2 separate regions of the Homo sapiens genome follow, and region 2 is linked to region 1. The links are chromatin loops, found by intact Hi-C in ENCODE. Cell type or tissue: endothelial cell of umbilical vein. All regions are shown on one strand. Each heading gives the region's core, and the rest is flanking DNA. Links, peaks and the distances in the headings are about the cores only.

Region 1 (12,401 bases), core at 2,899-10,898:
CAGCAATCCCATTACCAGGTATATACCCAAAGGAATATAAATCATTCTATTAAAGACACACATGCACGTGTGTGTTCACTGCAGCACTATTCACAATAACAAACACATGGAATCAAACTAAATGTCCATCAATGGTGGAATGGATAGAGAAAATGTGGTACATATACCCCATGGAACAGTATGCACCATAAAAAAGAACAAGATCACATTCTTTGCAGAGACATAGATGGAGCTGGAGGCCATTATCCTTAGCAAACTAATGCAGGAATGGAAAACTAAATACCACGTTATCATTTATAAGTGGGAGCTAAATGATGAGAACACATGGACACCTAGAGGGGAATGATGGACACAGACGGGAACAACAGACACCAGAGCTTATTGCAGGGTGGAGGCAGGGAGGAGGGAGAGGATAAGGAAAAATAACTAACAGGTACTAGGAATAATACCCGGTTTGACAAAATAATCTGTACAACAAACCTCCATGACACAATTACCTATATAACAAACCTGCTCATGTACCCCTGAACTTAAAAGTTAAATTAAAAAATAAATAAAAATATTTCATCATATGAATGTATGATTTTAACTCATTCTCTAATTCATAGAGATTTGCATTATTTTGAGTTATACATGTTTATTTAATATTTGTGTCAAGTTTTTTTGTGCAGGTTTTTTTTTTCAATGTTATATATCAAGGAGTAAAACTGCTTTGTCACAGAGCAAGTTCAATTTTATGCAAAACTGAATAACAGTTTTCCAATGCAGTTGTTGCATTAAAAAAAAACTCTATAAAACATTTTAACACCACAATACAATTCTTACCAATGAGGTTTCCCTTTCCTTCCCTAACTCCTTATTCTATCAAAAGGAAAAAACAAGAGAGGAAAAGGTGCTGTGATCGTCCCTAAACACATCCTCCTCCTTGACCCAAACATCAATACTTGTCCAGGGCTGCAGTTCACCCAGCCCCTAGACCAAGGTAAAATGCCACTCTCCCTAATGAATGTTCAAAATAAGTGTATAAACTTCACCACAGTCTAACTAGGCCATCTAAAGTCTGAAGTATTAACTGAAACAATATTAAGCTCCCTATTTAAACTGGAACCAGGACTACCCAGAGGACATTTGTTTATAGCCTCTGCAGCTACATCAATGTATATAGATGTCCTATATTATCCCAAATGCTACAAAGCCAACAAAAGGTTAGTTTTGCAAAGCTTACTTTTATTTTACTCGATATGTAATATTACAGGGAAATCTTTCTGACAAAAGTCTCAATGAGGGCCCCTTACTGAAATTGCTGTAGGAAACTCTACCATTGCCTCCATCACAAGCAATTTTTTTGTAGACTTAATTATATTGAAACTCTAGAGAAACTTCTGTTTTACTATAAACTCTACTTCATCAAGAACTTGTTCCAGAAGGAAAATAAAAGAGTTACACTATGAAAGTAATGTTTGAGTTTTCCTGAGCTCACAGAAAATACTTATGTACACTTGCCTCAACTTCTGCTTGATTTTTGCAAGACAGGGAGTCAGGAGGGGAAGAAATCTTCCTTTGTAGAAGGCTCTCATTAACACAGTTACCTTGGACAGCTAGATGTTCACCTGATGAAAGACAGCCTTATCCCTGTGACAAGGAGGACAAGTGCAATCATTTGTTCAGGTGTGCCTCCCATTTAGAGAAATGGTCTTCCAATCGTAAAAATGCTGTCACATTTTCATACAGTCACAAGATAAATAAGAAAGTGCCTTATAAACAAATCTTAAATAGATTCAAGTTTGTAGTCTTTGCACCATTCAAAAATATGGCCATTTCCTTTAAATACCAGCTCTCACATTTGGCCAATTGCCTTGGCAATAATATTGCCTTAAAATGTAGTGACTAACTAATGCCAGAAAAAACAGAACACAGATACAGTATTATTCTTTTCTTTCTAGATTGAGAGAAGACAGAAGCATATTTTTAAGAAGTATAGCTATGTAGGGCTGGGCGCGGTGGCTCACGCCTGTAGTCCCAGCACTTTGGGAGGCCAAGGCGGGTGGATCACGAGGTCAGGAGATCGAGACCATCCTGGCTAACACAGTGAAACCCCGTCTCTACTAAAAATACAAAAACAAAATTAGCCGGGCGTGGTGGTGGGCGCCTGTAGTCCCAGCTACTTGGGAGGCTGAGGCGGGAGAATGGCGTGAACCCCGGGAGGTGGAGCTTGCAGTAAGCAGAGATCGCACCACTGCACTCCAGCCTGGGTGACAGAGCCAGATTCCATCTCAAAAAAAAAAAAAAAAAGAAAAGAAGTATAGCTATCTAGAATGCAATTAACCTAAATAATTTAAATGGAATCAAATGCAAGATTATAATCTATGTGTCAAAAGGAGTCTGAACAAGGAGATTAAAATGTTAACACTGGCACTCATATTAGTCAAAATACACCTAGCAATTAAAAGTTTTTTAAATGTTCAACTGTTCACTTTCTATCATAGAGAGTTTGTTCAATGTCTCATATTCATACTTCTTTCAGTCAACACATCTATCGGCATTGAGGAAAGGCCACTGAAACTCAAATCAGGTGGTGTAAATTTATATTCTCACTTGGCCACTTACAAGCTATGTGACTGTTGAAAGCCTGCCTCTGGCAGCTCTTCAGAAAAAAAGATATGTAACCTCTACTACTCGGTTATCCTGGGTAGAAAACCACATCATATGCAAACACTACATATGGCATAAATTGTATTTAACAAGTGGAAAAGTAGCATTTACATAAAAGATATTATTTTACTATCTACTAGCAAGTTCAGTGCCTGGACTATATTAAACATTGAATAAAATAACATGCAAAAACATCCACGGTTATAATACTAGTTTTATTCCTACTCAACATTTATTGGTTCACAATATAAAATTTATGAGAAATATTTTGATATATGTAGAATCATACTGGAAAATTTAACATCTCCTTCAGATTTCTCAAAATAAAAAGCACATAGAGGTTCAACACGACAACTTGCCAAAATACATTATTAGAGAGAAAATTTTACCTCATAAACAGATAAGCTTTTAAAATAAAAACACTGTTGTAATCTATAAGCTTTACAAAAACTGATCAAGTTCCAGAGCAGTGACTTCTAAACATTAAAATTCATAGGAATACCCTGGGATCTTCTTAAAATTGAGATTCTAAAGTAGTAGATGTAGGTTGGGGGCTGAGAATTTGCCTTAATGCTGTTAACTGCCTGGGAACTACATTTTGAATAGCAGGGTCCTAGATCATGAAGTAAAAAAAAGGAACCACATTATATGAGGCTTCAATAATAGAGCTAGTATAGTAAAATAAGAATTTACAACTAAAGGAGGAAAAGAGCAAACAAAAAATTCAGCTGGGTGTGGTGGCTCACGTCTGTAATCCCAGCACTTTGGGAGGCCAAGGCAGGCAGATCACTTTCGAAGTCAGGAGTTCGCAACCAGCCTGACCAACATGGTAAAACCCTGTCTCTACTAAAAATACAAAAATTAGCCGGGCGTGGTGGCACATGCCTGTAATCCCAGCTACTTGGGAGGCTGAGGCAGGAGAATCACTTGGACTCAGGAGGTGGAGATTTTTGGTGAGCCAAGATTGTGCCACTGTACTCCAGCCTGTGCGACAGAGCGAGACTCTGCCTCAAAAAAAAAAAAAAAAAGAAAATTCAAGTGAACTTCTTACCTTGGGGTAATTAAGAAAAACACTATTTGGGCTAAAGAGAAAATTAAAATGAAAATTGTACATAAAAACTGGGCAAAGAAAGCACATTTAAAACTAGAAATGCTATAAGCCAAAGCAATACTCAAAAATATGTACATATAGGGAGAGATAGAGACCAAAACAGAATGTTCAACTGTAAGACTAACATAATCCACTAACCAAAATCAGACAAAGACAGCACCAAAAGCCAATGTACGTTATAAGAAATGCTGCAAAAATCCTAAACCTACTAATGTTTATACCAGATATGCTTAAGTGGTCCAATATGTATTAAAAAAACTCCTAAAGAAATCTGTTACATTAACAGATTAAAGGACAAAACCCATGTGATCATATCAGTAAGTGCTTGAAAGATTTTGATCTAAGTAATTCATCACTTTGCTAACAAAATGTATTAGCAAGCAAGGAACAGTATTCAAGGTCCTTCATTTAATAAAAAATATCTAGCACAAATCACCACATGTAATAGTGAAGAAATATTACACATGTTCCCATTAGATCAGGAAAAAGACAAGGATACCTATTATCATTGCTACTATAAAGTTACATAATGGAACTTTCAGTAAATGCAATGAGAAAAGAAAATGTTAACCAAAAAGAAGCATATGTAGGAAAGAAAAAAATGTAAAAATTGTCTTTCCTGAACAAATTATATAACTACATGAAAATGAAAAAGCCAAGAGAATCTTTTTTTTTAATTTTTATTTATTTTTTTTTTCTGGAGACATGGTCTCACTATATACCCCAGGCTCTATCAATCCAACCAACTCAGCCTCCCAAAGTGCTGGGATTACAGGCGTGAGCCACTCTGCGCAGGTGAGAATCACTTTTTAAAAAACTATTAGAATTGATAAGACTCTGGTAAAGATTCAAATATAAAATCAACATTCAAATAATTAAAAAGTATTACTTAAAAATCTCTCATAATAGAAAAGCTACAAGATGTCTAAACAGTATCACAGCATGTATAAAATCTATTTAGAAAAGCTATAAGATGTCTAAACAGTGTCACAGCATGTATAAAATCTATTTATAAAAGCAAATTACTGAAGGACATTAAAAAAACTCAAATAAGTAAAGAGTTTTCATACTTCTATTTTGGAGGACTCTATACTGTAAATGTGTGAAATATCCCCCTGATTACCCTACAAATGCACCCAAAAAAGCTCAGCTCTTAAAAACTGACATGCATTTACAATTCATTTTCAATGAGAAAAAAAGAAATACCAGAGAACCTACGATTATTCCCTTCTTAGAACAAGCTGTGCTGTTTCCTGCCTCAGGCCCTGCCTAATGCACTTCCTGTTCCCTCTGCGTCACATGCTGTGTACCTCCACTCTTCGGTAATCGCTGGTCAGTCTCACTCATTGGATCTCAGCCCCCAAAAATCCGTTCTTGGACTTCTTTATTTAAGGTAGGCAAGCACATACAGGCCCATAATACACCCTAGGTGTGATCTATCCAATCATCCACTTCAAACTGTGACCATCTCATCTATGAGATGTTTATCCTCTAAACAACTAAACAATGCTTACCCTCTAGCACTCCCATCAGAACTATGTTCCAAGAGCTCAGAAATCATGTCTCTCTTGTCATTTCCAGATAGCTGGTATCACAATGACTGACACATGAGCTTATTGTTCTTAAAATTCTTAAAGCACGTGTCTACTTTCACCATTAGCAGCAATCTAAAAACCTACAGAGCCAAAGAATTACACATAAATACAATGGAATAATATACAGCCATTAAACTGATGTTGCTGAAGAACAATTAGGGACAGGAATTAAAGCAAATGGAACGTAGAGCACAATTCCATTTTTGTAGTCAAATTTATGTGCACAAAAGACATATATGGATGCACATAATACAACAATTACCTCCACTCATATATTTTAAATGACTTTATTTGTATTTAATGTTTTATTTTCACATTTTCTAAAAAAATATGAATTATATTTAAAGGAAGAAAAACTCAATATAGGTTTGTTATTGTATGCATAGGTATGTGTTTTAAGAAAACAGGCCTCTTCACTTCCTCCAACTCCCTTATTACCTTTGTCACAACATATATAAACTCAGAAAAAAACATTCAAAATTATAACCTTGAACTCAACAAGCCACACTGGAAATACACTCAGTGCTGCTCATAGAAACCCACTTAATCCCTGTCCTGCTGCTTTAAAAAATGCAAAATCTTAAGTGAAAAAAGGTAAATGTTGCCAGCATTTGTTCTGTAAAGGGAAATCACAATTCAGAAAGACTCATTTTTTCCCTTTGAAGTTAGGAACAAGAACAAAACCTCCCTAAATTCTCACCCTGCTGCTGCAAGAGGAAGAACAGAAGAGAGAATGTTCTGTGATGGAATCTCATTTTGGAGTCTGAAAGAACGCTACATTGCTGCCTCTGTGACACAGAGCTTGCCATTTTCTATGGTGTTTTCTATCAGAATCACATGAAAATGTGACAAAGCCATAAATCACAGGAAACTTTCACCACTAGATGGTGAGCTTGTGGCTTGGCAGCTCATGCCTCTGATCATTGGTCTCTTCAACCAAAACATTTAAGAAATCAGATATCCATTTGATTCATTTTAAAAATTTATAGTATTCTTTGATGGTAGTTTGTATGTCTGTGGGATCGGTGGTGATAAAAATTTAATGAAGAAAACAAGTACTTTGCAACTAAGCATGATACAAGTCAAATGCAGATAGCTATCAAAACATTTTTAAAATAACCAAAGTGATTACACTTAAGTCCTGTTAAGTCCTGGTTTTCCTAATACACATCTTATATTCAAATTTCTCTAGGGGATGGGTTACTTAATAAAGTGAGAATTCCTGTACTTAGGATCCCTAGTTTTGACCTGCTGCTTATCCTGTCTTTTTAAAACCAGGCTTGAATGGAAAAAAAAAAAAAAAAAAAAAAAACACTGCAAAGCACACTCTGAAGCTTTTGCTTAAGGGACAGCTCTCCTTTGGCCAGTTCACTGTGGTCACTCATTCCCAGCTACCACACTGCTCTCTTATCTCTGGTTCCTGACTGACCTGCACTCTAGTTTGTTCAGAAAAGTCTAGAGGTGAAGCTTTAATCCTAGCCCACTTAGTTTCCTTTCCCCGCATCAGTGCCAAGGCATTAGCAGAACCAGTATTTCTCCATAAGGGAAAACTAATGAATTCATTTTAAACCAACTTCTTATAAGCCAAGACAAGGCATTAGCTATCAGTCATGACTTCAAATAGATACAACTGCTGAGGACTAGCACGTTGCATTTTTCCAGCCACAGGTATAACCTGTGCATTTAGGTTATTTTATTTTTCTTTCAGGAAAATACTCAATATAATTAAACATCTGCTCTCTAACATCCTATACAAATGAATGGCTGATGATTTTAGAATCACTGACAGTTTGGTTTAAAGACAGAAGATCATTTAATTTATTGTTTTTAATAGAAAATTTCTTAAATGACATTTTAAGGAAATGTCAAGAATGTTGGTAGAACTAGAGTGTGTAGTGTAAGAAAAAGATGCGAAATTTAAGCCTTTCTTAAACTGCGGAATTATCTTATGAATGGCAATTATACTCAATATTGTGATACAGAGACACCTCAGGACCCAATGCATCATAAAGGGTCAGTGTTCCTATATCAAATGATGCTGGATTGCCATCCTTTTCAAATTCTTATATGCTCTGTAAGATTTCCTATGTCTTGCCTTGAAGTCAACTGTCATTTTTCATGGTAATTCACTATGCTGCCTATAGAAATTCTTATCCTCATTTGTTTGCTATTTCTAATACCATATACTTAAAAATTAAATAGGCTTACTAAAATTGTACATGAAACAATGAATAAGCTCTGGGGATTGGTAAATAGAATTCTTATCTATCACAACCTTGTGTACTTCAGTGAGAGAACTCTGTTATACTCATTTAGAGATACATTATTTAATAATAATTGTGTATGTATCTTGTGTTCCTTTATTAACTACAAGTTTCTTAAGAACAAGAGCCACATGAATCACCTTTGTAACCCCATAGCTAACCCCCAGCAAGGTACCCTGATAAATGCTGAAAGCATTTTCAATCATTATTATTATTATTATTGTTATTGAGAAGGATTCTTGCTCTGTCGCCAGGCTGGAGTGCAGTGGCACTATCTCGGCTCACTGCAACCTCTGCCTCCAGGGTTCAAGTGATTCTCCTGCCTCAGCCTCCCTAGTAGCTGGGACTACAGGCACTTGCCACCACGCCTAGCTAATTTTTGAATTTTTAGTAGAGATGGGTTTTCAGCATGTTGGCCAGGATGGTCTCAATCTCCTGACCTAGTGATCCGCCTGCCTTGGCCTCCCAAAGTGCTGAGATTACAGGAGTGAGCCACCACACCCGGTCTTCAATTATTTTTATTGTTTACTTCCCTTATATTTTAGATAGTTTAGGTCCAGATGAGTAAGGTTCTAGTAATTTTAACAGTGGAACCAAAGATCAAAACTCTCTATACTTATCAGCTTACAGCCTAAGTTGTGGTCCTTCCAAAATTGCCTTCTCTTTAATTCAGACATGTCACATAATCACCATTCCTGGTTATGAGTCAAGCAACCAGGTATCAGGAGAAGCCACAGCAGAGGGTCTCTGAATGTCAAGGGCTGGTGAAAGGCCAATGCTGGTAGTATACACAAAGGCACCAGTTAGATACCAGGAAATACGTGCCCTATAACTCACAAGAGAGACTTCTCTCCCAAAAGGAAGAAAAAATGCACATGGATACCTTTAATTTGCTACAGCCCTGTGAATGCTTAAATTTGGATAGGGCAGCAAAATGAGGCACACAGCTGTAACATTAGCTCTTCATGGATGTTTTAAATATTTTTAAACTTGCCAACAAAATAGCCCTTTCTCTGTTAAGTAGGAGGTATGGATTTTTATATGTATTAATATTTATATTAGAGCACTGAATGTGCAAACCTTTGTTTTATGATCATTTCTGAAAATATAAATAAGAAGTACTAGCCCTGATTTCTTGAGGCTTTTGGATTTTCTTAATGTGGCAGTCACAATAGATGAGACTCACATTGTTAGAAGCTATTCATAAGCAATTTACAAAATTATAAATTCAAGTTAGGAAAGTTGACTATCTAAATGTTTCCTTATATCTCTGAGGATGTGGAAGATTAGTGTTCACTTTAGAATGAATAAATCAGTATTGTGATGATCTCAGTTCTACAATGAAATAAAAGTGTTTAGAACTGGTAATAATCATAATTTGATCTATGTCATTTTTTTCTACTACTGTACCCACAGAACTAAAAACAAATCTAACGAAATGTGATTGGGAAATAAGGGCCAGAATCTACAATTTATTGCCCAATTAATTATCTCTTTAGTTACTTCACTATATTGGCATGGACAATTAATGGGTTTACAACACCAATGCTGCTTTAACACTGACTTAAATATTTTAAGATGTCTAAAAAACAAATTGACAATCAGAGTCCTGCCATCTATTAACAACAACCCGAATGATTTTATCTTTCTCTCACAGCTTAACATTAATGCAGTCCAGGAAATATTCTAACATAGTAATTGCAACAAATAATACAGATTATCTAAACCATGAGTGATGAAGTTAGTGCTAAGAATTTCCCCCAGACCTACCACTTAGGTAATCTTTTCTTCTATGATTACTTAATAATATTCAAATATAGAAATCTGTTAGCTTATTATCTAAGGACAGATTATATTAAAACTAAAATAAGTTGTTGCAAAATTTGTTTTTGTTTCATGATTTCCAAACAGCCTTAAAGACTGTGTTAATCTATGGGACAGGGGAGAATACATGTGACAACTATCAATCTATTGCCTCTTAGCACCAAATCCACTGTTTATTTTCTAAAAAGAGAGCTGAACACTAGAAGTAAGCATTCCTCCTTTGCAGTGAAAATGATGCTAAGTTTTGTCATTAGGGGATACTGTAAGGACAGAGCAAGAGGAAGGGGCTTTCTTTCCTCGTTCCAGCACATTTGTATTTGCTTCTTTATGCTCCTGCCACCCTGCTACAAGCAGTGCATGCAGGGGGCATGTGCTGGTGGCCTACCCCAGCGGTATGCCCCAACCCACAGACCCTTGGTAAGTTCATAGCCAGCCCAACTCTGGCCCAGTGAACATGTCACCATGGCCCTCCCAACACAGACACTGCAGGCTCCAAGACTCACATCACTTAGCCAGTGATCATATCCCCAGTGCCTGAATCCCTCCATGTGTCCATCCACCAGGCTGGGCCCACCTGAACCCATGAGAGGTGTTCCAGGCCTGCCAGCCTCAAGTTGCCTATAATCTGGAGAGAAATTTTCTGCTCCACTGGAAAGTATGGACCAACTCTGGCCTGGACAACTCAGCAAACTTCTCTGACATCCAATAGGCCACAATCATAATGTCTACAATGAGGTCTGAAACCCAGCCTCGGGAGGCGGCTCCCCTTCCAAGTTTGTTCCTTTTGGGGTTGCTATTAATATAACAAAATGCCACAGACTGGGTGGCTTAAGCAACAGAAATTTATTTCCTCACAGTTCTAGAGGCTGGAAGTCCAAGATCAAAGTGTTGGCAGGTCCGGTTTCTTCTGAGGCCTCCTCCACTGACTTGCAAATGGATACCCTCTTGCTATATCCTCACATGGCCTTTCCTCTGTGTGCACATACAATCTTGGCATGGGGGGCATTGGGGGAAGGTGGTCTGTTTCCCAAGTTTCCTTTTCTTAGAAGGATACCAGTAAGACCAGATTAGGGATCACCAAAAAGGCCTCATTTTAATGTAATCACCTCTGTAAAGACCTTATCTCCAAATATGGTTACATTCTGAGGTACTAGGGATTAAGACTTCAACAAATGACGTAGATATAAAGTTTTCACTGTAGATGTAAAACAAATCCAGTTCAGATAGCTCTAAACAGAGGCACAGTACCCTTCCAACATATTCTGAAGCCTCAGCACTTGCCACAATAACATTCTACTTCAATACAACTAATATACTGAATAAATTTATGGAAAGCAGTATTTCAGAACGTCAAGTCTTGGTACTAGGAGTGCTCACGATTACCAGATTGGTTATTGCTTCTATGTGTCTTCTGTAGAAAAAAAAGCTAGGAAATATGGGCTTTCTGATATGTATTAATGGTGCAGTGTGTTGTTAAACTGCTTCCCTGGCAACATTCTATGTTCATGTTTTTACAACATTAGTATTTCTGCAGTTCGTACCCTTGTGATTTAGAATTAAGAAAGTAAAATGTGGTTTTGCAATATCAAAGTATAGCCCAGTTACATTCTCTGCCACTTATTAATCTTAACTACTGTGACAACTTTGTTGATCAAGAACATGAAGTCCTGTGGTATAACATTAATACACAAGATAACAGTTTCATTACCTTCTGCTGGAGTGATAAAACATAAACCACTTGCTTGGTCTAAGACAGCCCACACAGACACTTAAAAGTGTTGCTTTGAGGCAAGGAAGTTAGATGTCAAACTGTCTACTTCTTATACATAAATTGAAGTTTTCCTTGTAAATGTAAAACAAATCCAGTTCAGATATCTCTGAACAGAGGTATAGTACCCTTATGGCTTTTTCTGAAATCCCAGCAGTTGCCACAATAATGTTCTGCTTCAATACAACCAAGATATTGAATGAATTTCTGGAAAGCCTTATTTCAGGACTTTTATCTTGGTCCTAGGAATGCTCACTATCACTAGATTGGTTACTGTTTCTACAGATTTTCAGTACAAAAAGAAAAGATCTAGGAAATATAAGCTTATTTATCTTTCATTTTATATATGTATGGTAAATATGCATGATATATGTATGTATATAAAAGTTCAGATTGTCATACTAATAATTTTCATTAAATGTAGGACTATATGTTCCTTATATTCTTAACAGGAGGGGACACTTACAGGCTCCTGGAGTACTTGGCAAGGCTCTGTATCCCCTTGTTACCAAAACAAGGATGTTTGCCTTTAGTAACTCATTATGCTTCATATCTGCTTCATGTGGTTTTCTGTATATACATTGTATAAATATTGTTTCATATAACAATGTTTTAAAATACCAAAATGGCAAAGTTAAAAATATGGCAAGGGTCTAAGACAAAAGTGTGCTCCCTCACCTCCTAGTGTGAATCAGCTTTGTGATATGGTATCTCTTTAAATCTACAATCATCCATAGACTGCCTCAGCCGGGCGCAGTGGCTCACGCCTATAATCCCAGCACTTTGGGAGGCCGAGGCGGGTGGATCATGAGATCAAGAGTTCAAGACCAGCCTGGCCAAGATGGTGAAACCCCATCTCTACTAAAAAAAAAAAAAAGAAAAAAAAAATTTAGGCAGGCATGGTGGTGGGTGCCTGTAATCCCAGCTACTCGGGAGGCTGAGGCAGAGAATTGCTTGAACCCGGGAAGCAGACGTTGCAGTGCGCTGAGATCGTGCCATTGCACTCCAGCCTGGGCAATAGAGAGAGACACTGTCTCAAAAAAAAAAAAAAAAGACTGCCTCATACTAGGAATTCAAGATGATGTTCCCCAGTTAAATATTTTGGTCTAATTTGGCAATTTTATAATGGTCCAAGGAAAGACTAATTATAAGAAGTCAAATACTAACAACTCCTGTGGGAAATAATG
Region 2 (12,401 bases), core at 1,627-9,626, 240 kb after region 1:
AAAAAAAAAAAAGAAAGAAAAAAAAGTTATGTCTTCTTTGAGGATGCTTTGGACTCTTAGTGCCCAGGGACCATCAGGCGAAAGAAAGAGTCACCATATTCCTGGGACGATTGACCCCAGTCATCATGAGGAGGCACTGAATGTGAGTAGGGAGGCATGCACATGAAACCCAAGTGATTCCTGGGATTCTTCCTGCTGTACCCTGTTCCACTGTAACTGTGAATAGATGTGGGCAGCAACTCTGAATTGAGAAGGATATTACTGCCAAATATTCAGAACCTTCAGGTGTGAAGACTTGCATCCCCGAACCAGGTAATCCTTTAAGATCTTCGGCAAAGCTGAAGGAATTCAGAGTGGAAAGTGCAGGAGGGTGAGGAGGAGTTCCAAGACAGTTTGCAGTGACAGCGGCTTTAGTTCATCCTACTTTCCTTCTTCTGAGCTTTTCTTTGGGAAGAATGGCTCTTGGAAAACTGGTGAACTGTTCCCCAAAGCTGTGAGAAGTACACTTTGTACAGTGTGAGGTATAGATTATGACAGCCCCAAGGATGTGCCTCCAGATCTCCTACTCCAGGGAGCACAATTGACCCAGCACCCCAAAAGTTGTGATTAGAAAACTATCACCACATTTATGCTGATGCTCTTCCTAGCTAATGACTAAGTGCAGTGGAATGCTAAAGTAGACCCATTCTTGAGATACAAGGGACTCCTTTATTTGCCTACTTTGGCTCCAGGAGTGCCTATAGCTTTGTCAAACCTGCCTTAGATTGCACTGTAGTCTGGGATATACTTCCGCAAAACCTCTTCTCACTTTTCTTTTTTCTTTTTTTTTTTTTTTTTTTTGAGATGGAGCCTCGCTCTGTCGCCCAGGCTGGAGTGCAGTGGCGCGATCTCAGCTCTCTGAAAGCTCCGCCTCCCGGGTTCACGCCATTCTCCTGCCTCAGCCTCCCGAGTAGCTGGGACTATAGGTGCCCGCCACCACGCCCAGCTAATTTTTTGTATTTTTTAGTAGAGACGGCGTTTCACCGTGTTAGCCAGGATGGTCTCGATCTCCTGACCTCGTGATCCGCCCGCCTCGGCCTCCCAAAGTGCTGGGATTACAGGCGTGAGCCACCACGCCCGGCCTCTTCTCACTCTTTCCTTCACTTAAGGTCAGACTTTCAGCCTCTCCCAGCCTCTTTCAGCTCCCCTGCTTGTTTCTTTTACGTAGGCATTTTCCCCATTACAATTCTTGCACGTTTAATCCTATCTTTATGTCTGCATCTCAGAGAACCTGGACTAACATAGCACTCTATGTTTGTTCAAAATTTTGAGAAAAGAAGACTCACCAGTAGAGTTGGGTTGAATGTTATTTTGAATTATCTTAGTAGGTATTGAAGGTGTAAGTAGACAATCTCTTTAACAGAATTCTGTTTCTTGTTATCCATGAGCTTCCATCTCATTGTTTATTAAAGAAATCAGTCAAATTGGGCCCATTCAAAGAAGAGTGTCACTCTCATTTTAACAAGTTCCTAAAATAAATTGGTGCAGGGCATTGTACTGATAGATTCCAAAGTAGCATCTGCTGTGCAGAAGGATTGATTCAGTGCCTGAATGCTGCACTGGGAGTCTGTAAAACACGGGCTTCATACATCGTGTGAGGTATGGCATTTTCTTCGCAAGTGTTCTTTGTTTCATGAAGGAAGCCTGGAAAGTCCATTTGAGGAAAATTGGTTACTGCCCTCCTCCAGTCACTTATTCTGTGGGACATTGTTTTCTCCAGGTAATACCTAGCTTTTCTACCTGTCCTAGTGGAAATGCTGACTAAACTTTTCTGTTCATACCTGTGATACCGCTAGTTAAGCCCTGTTTTAACTTCACCATAAACTGGAATTAAAGTTCAGTGAAATGAAACTTTCACCTAAATGTGCATCAGTTCTTCAAAAATGTAAAGTATTTCTTATGAAAAAACTTAGTTGTACCTATATTCTATAGTCTCTGAATTCCCTTAGCTAAAGATCTTTGAGTTTCTGTGTCTCAAAGTGTGTATTTAAATCTATTTCTTCTATTGATGTAAGGCTTATGATTTTATTAGCTTGGGTAATAACCACAGATGGTTTCTGACTATTGTCAAGACTGTTATACGTTCATGAATGTAGAAGGAAAAAAGCAAATGCATTTATAGTCTAACAGATTTAGGTTACCTAATTCTTGCTTTGGGCAAGTCATAAAACAGAAAATATAAACAAATGATGATAATTTAGTAATAACAACAGCATAAAGTAGCTGTATTAGTTTTCTGTTGCTGCTTTAACAGAGCACCACTAACTTAGTGGTTTAAAGCCACACAAACTTATTATCTTACGGTTCTGGAGGTTAGAAGGCTAAAAAGGGTCTGCAGGGCTGTATTCTTTCTGAGATTTCAGGGGAGAATCCATTTCCTGGCCTTTTGAGAATCCTAGAAGCTGCCTGCATTTCTTGGCCTATGACCCCATCTCCATCTGCAAGGCCAAGAGCTCCCTCTTAAAATAACATTTGTGATTATACTGGGGAAGCCTGGATAACCCAGAATGATTTTCTCATCTCAAGATCCTTAATTTAACCACATTTGCAAAGTCTCTTTTGCCATACAAGGTAACATATTTACCGCTCTTGGTGATTGGAACAAGGACATTTTTGGGGGACTATTGTCCTACTTAATATTGTTAATATTAACAACAAATGGAACGTAAAACAACGAGTAAAAAAAAATCCAGGCACACCACATTTGGCTTATTAGAGCATAAATGTACCAATGATATCTTTCAGCATTTTTAGTTAAATTATTTTAGAAGTGTATTCAATAATATGGAAATTGAAAAGCCTTTGTAGTATTTTCCTAAGTGAGAAAAAAAGTTATACTTCATTATATACCCCAGTTTGTCAATATGACCCCAGTTTTTCAAATTAACGTATTACATTTATATATAGACACAGGTAAAGACAGAATGGATTTAAAGCAAAATGCTAACTCTTCACATTTGAGTAATAGAATTTGGGTAATTTTAATTTTTGTGGATATGCTTCCCGATATTTCTCATTTTCTAAGTTCAACATGTATTGTTATAATAAAAAAAGTTCTTAGATATTTTAGTGATCTTCATGCTTGAAGGATAAAAATTTTTTAGGGGGGTGCTTTGATGATGTTAAGTATACTAATCAGAGCTTCTAAGACTATAAAGCAGGAATGGATGGACAATAGCATTTTAATTGCAACCATTGAAAATACTTTTCAAACCTTTATTATTACTCAGAAATGTCCGACTTCTTATTCCTTTATTTTTGTATTATTAATTACTTAAGCTTTTTACTTATGGAAAAACTGGAGGATTGTTTTGTATACCTACTTAATTAAACTCTTTTAATCTATATTAATATTATCAGCTATCATGCTGCCAGCTTTTAGTGTGTGTAATTACCATATTTCTAAAAACACATTGTTTAAAAATAAACCATGCAATTACACACATGAAAGAAGTTTTCTGCGTCAAATATTTTCATTGCTCCAGCAATTGTATTCCATAAGCTAACGAATGTTTAATTTGTCAGAAAGTTTGAGGAGTAATCAAAACAACCTATTCCTCTATTATACCAGTTAAATAAATATTTGTGTATTTAATACTTCTTTGTACCAAAACCCTAGAAGAACACTGTAAATACATAATACTGTTTTTCACAGTACTCCCAGACAGCCTAATTTTAGTAACCAGGAGACATCCTAGGCGTTGCCTTAAATTCATTCCATAGTTCATCAGCAGAGCTCCAACAATGGTCTTTCAAATTATTTTCCCCAGAAGTAGAATGCATATCATTTGACTAATAATATGAACTTGTAGGATGTTACAGTGATAATCATCTTTGTAGTGATTTTCCACAGAGGGCAAGAATTTCAAGTTATAGCCCCAAGAAATAGGTACACCAAATGACAATTTAACTACAGAATCAACTGAGCACATTCCTTCAGTGATTGTTAACATTCTACAGACTGTTTAGCATTTCATATTCGCAAGTTTAAGAAGGAATAGTCTTTAACATGATAATGATAGGACGATATTCACTGAAATCCATCCAGGAGTCATGCACCACGACTTTTGTGTTCTTAGACTAGTCACTTACAGTGCTGGCCTTCAATTTTCTCATCCCCACTGGAGAGCAGAAGAGGGCTGTGAAGCCTTCAAATATCTAGGGGAGTCTTCAAGTGTCTCACAGAGAAGAGAGCTGAAATTTCAACTGGAAGTTCTTTTGACAATTAGGAAAGAAAGAGATGCTAAGTCTAGAGAGAAATGAGGTAACTATCTCAAAAGAGGATTTGGAGAAATCTATCTGAGAGAAGAAAAAACCAAAGGGAAACCTGTTTTAAAATATATGCAGAGCCATCATTGAGCTGTGTTTTCCAGTGGGCTGGAGTAAGAGGGTCTGGAAAACATAACGAAGTGCCAGGCTGGGTGCCATACAGAGAGTGCAAATGGTATAGGTGTTTTGAAGCTAAAGAGAAGAAAATATTGTTTCCACAGACACTAGGACAACTCAAACTAACAGTGGAACAGGTTGTCATATATAGAGTGGAATGCTATCTGACATTGGAGTTTAAGAGGAAGCCAGAGGACCCTCCATCTGATACATTGCAGAAAAGATATTTAGATGGGGTGAAAGACTGGACTATAAGACATTTCAGGTTTAAAGAGTCTATTTCTCAATGATTAAAGAAACAGTATTTTATGAATGAAGATAAAAATATTTAGATCGTTAATTTTATTTAACCATTATTTTTAATTTATGGAATGACATTTGGGGAGTGGTGTTGGATGACCTTGTTTTAGTAAAGGTTTTGATTACTCCTAAATGTGTGACCTTGATTAAGTCACTTAAAGTCTCTAAGTTTCCTTAACTGTACTATTTATTACCTATCACATTTTTGAGTGTGTTGTGATGTCAAATTAAAAAATAAACATGAAAAACCTGCATGTGAAACCCCTTTGCATCACTTAAAGCCCAAAACAATTATTTACTTGCTATTATTATTATCCCTATTTTAATCTTTTTTATTGATAATATAATAGGAACCTTCTCCATTCTCATATCTACTCTAAAAGTATTATTCATCCCTACTTTACAATGTGAAAATTAGACTAACTGCAGGTTAAATTATTAGTCATAGCTAAACTCAGAATAGGGCACAGATTTTCTTCTTAGCATAGAAATGAAGATGCTCTTTTCAGGTAAAGGACACATTGCTAAGAGCTTCTTCATTTCAACTTGCTGTGCTTGAAATTGGTGTTCGCGGTTACTGGTGTCTGATGTGGAATTTGATCAGCTAATGGATGAAAGCTGAAAAACGACAGAAGAAGTAATGGGGCTGAAACTAAGGTATACTTCACAGAGACAAGGGAGAGAGTATTTGTAAATTGCACAAGATAGTCTAGCTCCTGAGTAATCTTGACTGAGCACACTAACTTACTTGATGAGCAATAATGGGATGGGGAATCACTTAATTTGACATAGATTTTTTTTTATCAGACTTTAAGCTGTCTCTCATTATGTCTCTTGGAAAGGTCATACTTTCAATTTTCCCAGTGGGTAAAGGAAAAAATTGCCTTTCATTAACTTCAGACATTTTTCTCTTTATTTTTTGTGAAAGACTGAAAGTTTCGGAATGAAAGTAAAAGACACATTCTATTATTCCTGGCTGTAGGAAGTAGAAGAAAATAGAAGGCAGAAGGAACAGATAAACTCAAAAGAGATGATCCAATTCCTGCCAAAAGAAGCAAATATATATATATTCATATATATATGAATGAAACATTACTGAGTTGTCAAGAATACTTACCACTTGAAAACTGCAATCATCATTATTAAAGGATTGTAGAAAGTCAAAGGGTCTGATGCACTCAACTGACCACTGAGATGTGGTCAGCTCAGAGAAGTCTGGGTTGTATTGTTTCTGAGCTAACACACACAAATACAAGAAATGGTTCCATTTCCTAAACCACTGTGATTCATGGTTGATGAATTTGCCTTTCTCAAAAAATGAAAACAACTCTCACAATTGAGGTTAATGGAAAATATAATTCTTAAAGGTTTTGTGTGGGATTATTCTCATAACATTGTCATAGCACTTACGTTTTTTAGTATTAATTGAAAAGGTAAATTGAATGGTAATTGAAAAGGAAACATATGAGTCACAAAAGGAAGAATGTTGAAAGGAGTACTGTGATTGGTGGAAATGATGTTTTTAAAGCAGAAATGTCAAAAGTTGATCAGTTTATTTAATAATCATTATTGTAATAAATGACTTTTATATAATGGGCAATTGCTTTGGCCAGGAATATCAAAATGTTTTCTGGATGGAAATGCAATATGTAGCAAATTTTGTCATTGTACTAACATTTGGTCATGAGAATGACAAAACTATAAACCAAGATAATTGACTTATACAAAGCATATGTATCAGCAAACTCAAGGAATGGATAAAAGTAAAGAAAGATCATCAGGAAAGGAGGTTGCATCCATAGTCACGTCTTTTTATTTTTCTAGAACCAAAAGGCCTCCAAGCAATACTTCTCTATTTTATATTTCGTTTTAACTTTCTCTGACCTCCTATGGATACTGATGAACTTCTGAAAAATTTTGGAGAAAATACTGGAGCTCTAATTTGACCAAGACAGTGGAGAATATTCCAGTTCTATTTCTCATCTTGTGTCTCCTTATGTTGTCATAAGTTCGTGTCTTGATCTGTTTAAATAACTCTCCAAGATATATTAAGATGCTTAAATTAATCATCAGCTGGAAAGCACCTCTGATATGCAGGTAGCATGACAAGGTGGCTATAACCTTAGACCTGGAGATTAATGTTGCTAACATGTATGTAGCAAACAAAAAATAATCCAGGTCCTATAGTCTGCAAAAAGGGTGAAATGTTCCATTTTTTCTATTTCCTTCTTCGACCAAAATGTGTATGCTCTCTCTCTCTCTCTCTCTCTCTCTATATATATATATATATATATCTGTATATATATCTACATGTATCTGTATATATCTGTAAATATCTATATATATCTATATAGATCTACATAGATATATATAGATCTATCTAGATAGATAGATATAGATATATATCTATATGGATAGATAGATATAGATATATATCTATATGGATAGATAGATATAGATATATATCTATATGGATAGATAGATATAGATATATATCTATATGGATAGATAGATATAGATATATATCTATATGGATAGATATAGATATATATCTATGTGGATAGATATAGATATATATCTATGTGGATAGATATCGATATATATCTATGTGGATAGATATCGATATATATCTGTGTGGATAGATATCGATATATATCTATGTGGATAGATAGATATATATCTATGTGGATAGATAGATATAGATATATATCTATGTGGATAGATAGATATAGATATATATCTATGTGGATAGATAGATATAGATATATATCTATGTGGATAGATAGATATAGATATATATCTATGTGGATAGATAGATATAGATATATATCTATGTGGATAGATAGATATAGATATATATCTATGTGGATAGATAGATATAGATATATATCTATGTGGATAGATAGATATAGATATATATCTATGTGGATAGATAGATATAGATATATATCTATGTGGATAGATAGATATAGATATATATCTATGTGGATAGATATAGATATATATCTATATGGATAGATATAGATATATATCTATATGGATAGATATAGATATATATCTATATGGATAGATATAGATATATATCTATATGGATAGATATAGATATATATCTATATGGATAGATATAGATATAGATATATATCTATATGGATAGATAGATATAGATATAGATATATATCTATATGGATAGATAGATATAGATATATATGGATAGATAGATATAGATATAGATATATATGGATAGATATAGATATATATCTATATGGATAGATATATCTATCTATCTAGATAGATAGATATACACACACCCATATATACATAATATGGATTGGTTGCATCAATACCTGTATTTTCTTTTGATGTGCAGAACTATGAAGAGGAGGCATTACTAGATAGGTATGACCACTAGTGCAATTTATAATTCAAACAATACTTGAAAACTATTTTCATAAATTTATTATTTTATTACCACAAATAAATGTATTCCTGTTCACAACATCCAGAAATGAATTTGAGCACAGTCCATTATGAGAAAGAGAGCAGATTTTTGACTAGCTGATACAGATGCAAATGGAGCCACATAGGTGAGCAAAATTACTTTACATCAAGTTGCCTTACTGTTAGATACAGTCAGTCTCCTATAAGGATATCCTCTTTCTCTAGTTTCTGCCCTCCTCTTCCTCCAGATTGTCATCTGTCTTCTCTAGCCTTCTGATACTCTTATAGGGTCCAGTTTCATTCTGTGGGCAGTTTCAGGGTCTCTGAGGTCAGGGTTACTGACAATTGCCATGTCAGAGACTGATAGGTTCTTACCATTCCTCAAAGAAAGAGGCTTCTTTTTTCCTAGTCTCTTCAGAATGGGTCATCTACAATATACATGCTCAGTTCTTTCCTTCCTTCCTTCCTTCCTTCCTTCCTTCCTTCCTTCCTTCCTTCCTTCCTTCCTTCCTTCCTGCCTTCATTCCTTCCTTCCTTCCTTCCCAGAATGGGCCATCTACCATATACATGTTCAATTCCTTCCTTCCTTCCTTCCTTCCTTCCTTCCTTCCTTCCTTCCTTCCCTCCCTCCCTCCCTCCCTCCCTCCCTTCTTTCCTTCCTTCCTTCCTTCCTTCCTCCTTCCTTCCTTCCTTCCTTCCTTCTCTCTCTTTCTTTCTTTCTCTTTCTTTCCTTCTTTCTTTCTTGAGACAAAGTCTCACTCTGTCGCCCAGGCTGCAGTGCAGTGCTGCGATCTCGGCTTACTGTCAGCTCTGCCTCCCAGGTTCAAGAGATTCTGTCTCAGCCTCCCGAGGGGCTGGGATTTCAGACACTCACCACCACACCCAGCTAATTTTTGTATTTTTAGTAGAGACAGATTTCACCATGTTGGTCAGGTTGGTCTCGAACTCCTGACCTCAGGTGATCCATCCCCTCTCCCTCCCAAAGTGCTGGGATTACAGGCATGAGCCACCACGCCTGGCCTCACATGTTCAATTTTATCTCATGGCAACATGTTACGAAGCAAATGAAGTCTCTGTCTTACCAAAGACCCTCCTCATCACAGTAAGGAGTATATGGAAATAAAGGAGTCAGAGAGAACAGAGAAACTGATTATCCATTCTCTTGCTATCCCCTTACTCCAAAACATATTTGATTGGCATCTGCTTGAAGAGACTTTGGATGTCTTTCTAATACTGGCTTTTGAGTGACTTAGGCAAATTGTAGACTCCTTTTTGATATCAATTTGGAAATAAACTGCTATAATTTCTGTACTTTCTGAAGGGTGGAAAAACTGTGCTTATGTAATATTAAAAACATCCTGTCAATTCAGTTAAAAATTAGAATTGTTTGTTTTTACAATCAAAAGCTCTGATTTTATAAAATTGGGCTTCTAGTTTTATTTTAACTGCTTACTAACCAGGTTTTTCTGTTGCTTCTTTAAGATAACTGGGAAAACATTACTGTCCACTGATTTCACGAGGTTGTTGTGAAGAACAAATGAGAAAAATATAGGTAAAATTGCTTTGGAAAGTGCAAAAAAAATTATATAATGGTGAAAAGCATGTCCTTAAAATAAACCTTCAAATGAATTTTTCTTTTTTTAATATATGTAGGTTGAACATAGGGGACAGTGCAGGCACTACCAGTAATGCAACCAGCATTTGATTTCTTGCTTTTCTGCTCTAAAAGAACTTTGATTTAGTTGGAATAGCAATGTGCCTAACATAAGACTCCTTTGCAGGTAAAAGCAGCCACATTTCATAGTTTTAACCAGAGAGGTATGGATAGAAGTTATTGGATAAGATCTCTGGAAAATCTCTTTGAAAGAAGGACTAAACTCTACTAGTATGTAACTTTGTCCTGCTCTCTTCCTCCTTCTTCCTTCATGGGATGTGGATGCTTTGGTGTAGAATTAAAACAACTACTTTATGACCTTATGGTGACCTTAAAATTACAAACCACCAGAAAGAATAGAAGACTGGAAAGGCCTAGGGTGCTTGGGTCATTGATGACATCCTGGGGCTGAAGCATCAAGCCCTGAAATATCCAAATCCAAATTAGTCATGTTACATGGGAAACAAAAAATCCCTATCTTTTAAAATCACGTATTTGTTATTCACAGTCAGGGTGTTTCTAACTAAACCAGTATAATTATAGGATCTATACTTTCTACCAATTGATTTTAAGTACTCATATATCCAATGATAATATTTGATAGTTCTACTGACATCTCATATAATCTTATATGTCCCACTGGCATTTCACATGCAGGGACTCTACAATTCAACTCATCCTTGTCACAGAAGTTTTTTTTTTCTTATCTTTTATTATTAAACTCAATGAAAGGCATCACTATTTCTCAGTCAATAAAGCAATTTTTGCTTTATTGGGTGTTAAACTTTTAAACCACCCTTGCATCCCCGGGGTAAATCCCACTTGATTATGATGAATGATTTTTTTAATGTGTTGTTAAATTCAGTTTGCTAGTATTTTGTTGAGGATTTTTGCATCGTTGTTCATCAGGGAGGTTAGTCTGTAGTTTTATTTTTTTAATGTGGCTTCGTCTGGTGGTGTTATCCGGGTAATACTGGCCTCATAGAATGAGTTTGGAAGTATTCCCTCTTATTCCATTTTTTGGAATGATTTGAGGATTGGTATTAGTTCTTTAAATGTTTGGTAAAATTCAGCAGTGAAACTATCAAGTCCCAGGCTTTTCTTTGCTGGGATACTTTTTTAGTATGGCTTCAATTTTATTACATTTATTATTGGTCTGTTCAGGTTTGGATTGTTCATGGTTCAATTTTTGTAGGTTGTATGTCTAGGAATTTGTCCATTTCTTCTAGGTTTTCAAATTTGTTAGTATAGATTGTTAATGATGCCCTCAAATATCATTTGAATTTCTATGATATTATTGTAATATCTCCCTTTTCATCTCTGATTTTATTTATTTGGGTCTTCTTGCTTTTTTCTTTCTTAGTCTGGCTAAAGGTTTATCAGTTTTGTTTGTCTTTTCAAAAAATCAACCTTTGTTTTTGCCGATCTTTTGTATTGTTTTCTTCACTTTAATTTCATTTATTTCTGCTCTGATCTTTATTATTTCCTTTCTTCTCCTAATCTTTGGTTTGATTTGCTCTTCCTTTTCTAGTGTTTTAAGGTGCATCATTAGATTGTTTACTTGAAGTTTTTCTACATTTTTGATGTAGGCATTTAGAGCTATAAACTTTCCTCTTAGTACTGTCTTTGCTGTATCCAGTAGGTTTTGATATGTTGTGTTTTCATTATCATTTGTTTCCAGAAATTTTAAAATTTCATTCTTAATATCTTCATTGACCCATCATCATTGAGGAGCATATTGTTTAATTTCCATGTGTATATGTAGTTTCCAAAATTCCTCTTGTTTTTGACTTCTAGTTTTATTCCATTGTGGTCAGAGAAGATGTTTGATATTGTTTCATTTTTTTTTAATGTTTTAAGACTTGTTTTGTGACCTAACAGATGGTATAATCTTGAGAAACATCCATATGCTAAGGAAAAGAATGTGTATTTTGCAGCCAAGGATGAAATGTTCTGTCAATATCTATTAGGTCTATTTGTTTATGGTGCAGATTATTTTATTTTATCTTATTTTGTTTTATTATTTATTGATACAGTCTCACTCTGTTGCCCTGGTTGGAGTGGAGTGGCATGATCTCAGCTCACTGCAACCTCCACTTCCTAGGTTCAAGTGATTCTCCTACCTCAGCCTCCCAAGTAGCTGGGATTACAGGCACCCACCACCATGCCTGGCTTTTTTTTTTTTGTATCTTTAGTAGAGATGGGATTTCACCATGTTGGGTAGGCTGATCTTGAACTTTTGACCTCAGATGATCCACTCACCTCAGCCTCCCAAAGTGCTGGGATTACAGTCATGAGCCACCATGCCTGGCCCTATGGTGCAGATTAAATCTGATGTTTCTTTGTTGATTTTCTGTCTGGAAGATCTGTCCAGCACTGAAAGTGGGATGTTGAAGTCTCCAGCAATTATTGTATGGGTGTCTAACTCTCTGTTTATCCCTAATAATATTGACTTTATATGTCTAGGTACTCCAGTGTTGGGTGCTATATTTACAACTGTTATATCCTCTTGCTGAATTGACCCCTTTATCATTATATAAGTGGACATCTTTGTCTCTTTTCTTTTTCTTTTTCTTTTTTTTTT

What was found. Hi-C counts contacts between places; a loop is a spot of excess contacts. Peaks named below come from ENCODE experiments on the same cell type or tissue, not always from the same donor. Only the 100,000 strongest peaks of a DNase experiment are listed, where the experiment ranks them.
Region 2: a loop joins it to region 1, with 5 times the contacts of the local background. A loop is called at or near these places in 5 of 110 quality-filtered maps.

Annotation. Positions count from the first base shown.
Region 1 is chr7:122,797,329-122,809,729 of GRCh38, forward strand. The region is part of intron 1 of CADPS2 (calcium dependent secretion activator 2); the gene reads right to left. Among named protein-coding and RNA genes, the nearest start is that of CADPS2, 83 kb to the right of the region's middle. In endothelial cell of umbilical vein, for the core only: a CTCF peak has its summit at 6,247 (motif pointing right); DNase peaks (open chromatin) are centred at 5,143 and 6,223; H3K27ac peaks cover 1,629 bases.
Region 2 is chr7:123,035,300-123,047,700 of GRCh38, forward strand. No RefSeq gene overlaps it. Among named protein-coding and RNA genes, the nearest start is that of TAS2R16, 46 kb to the left of the region's middle. In endothelial cell of umbilical vein, for the core only: no CTCF peak of the experiment used is centred there; a DNase peak (open chromatin) is centred at 5,952; H3K27ac peaks cover 2,070 bases.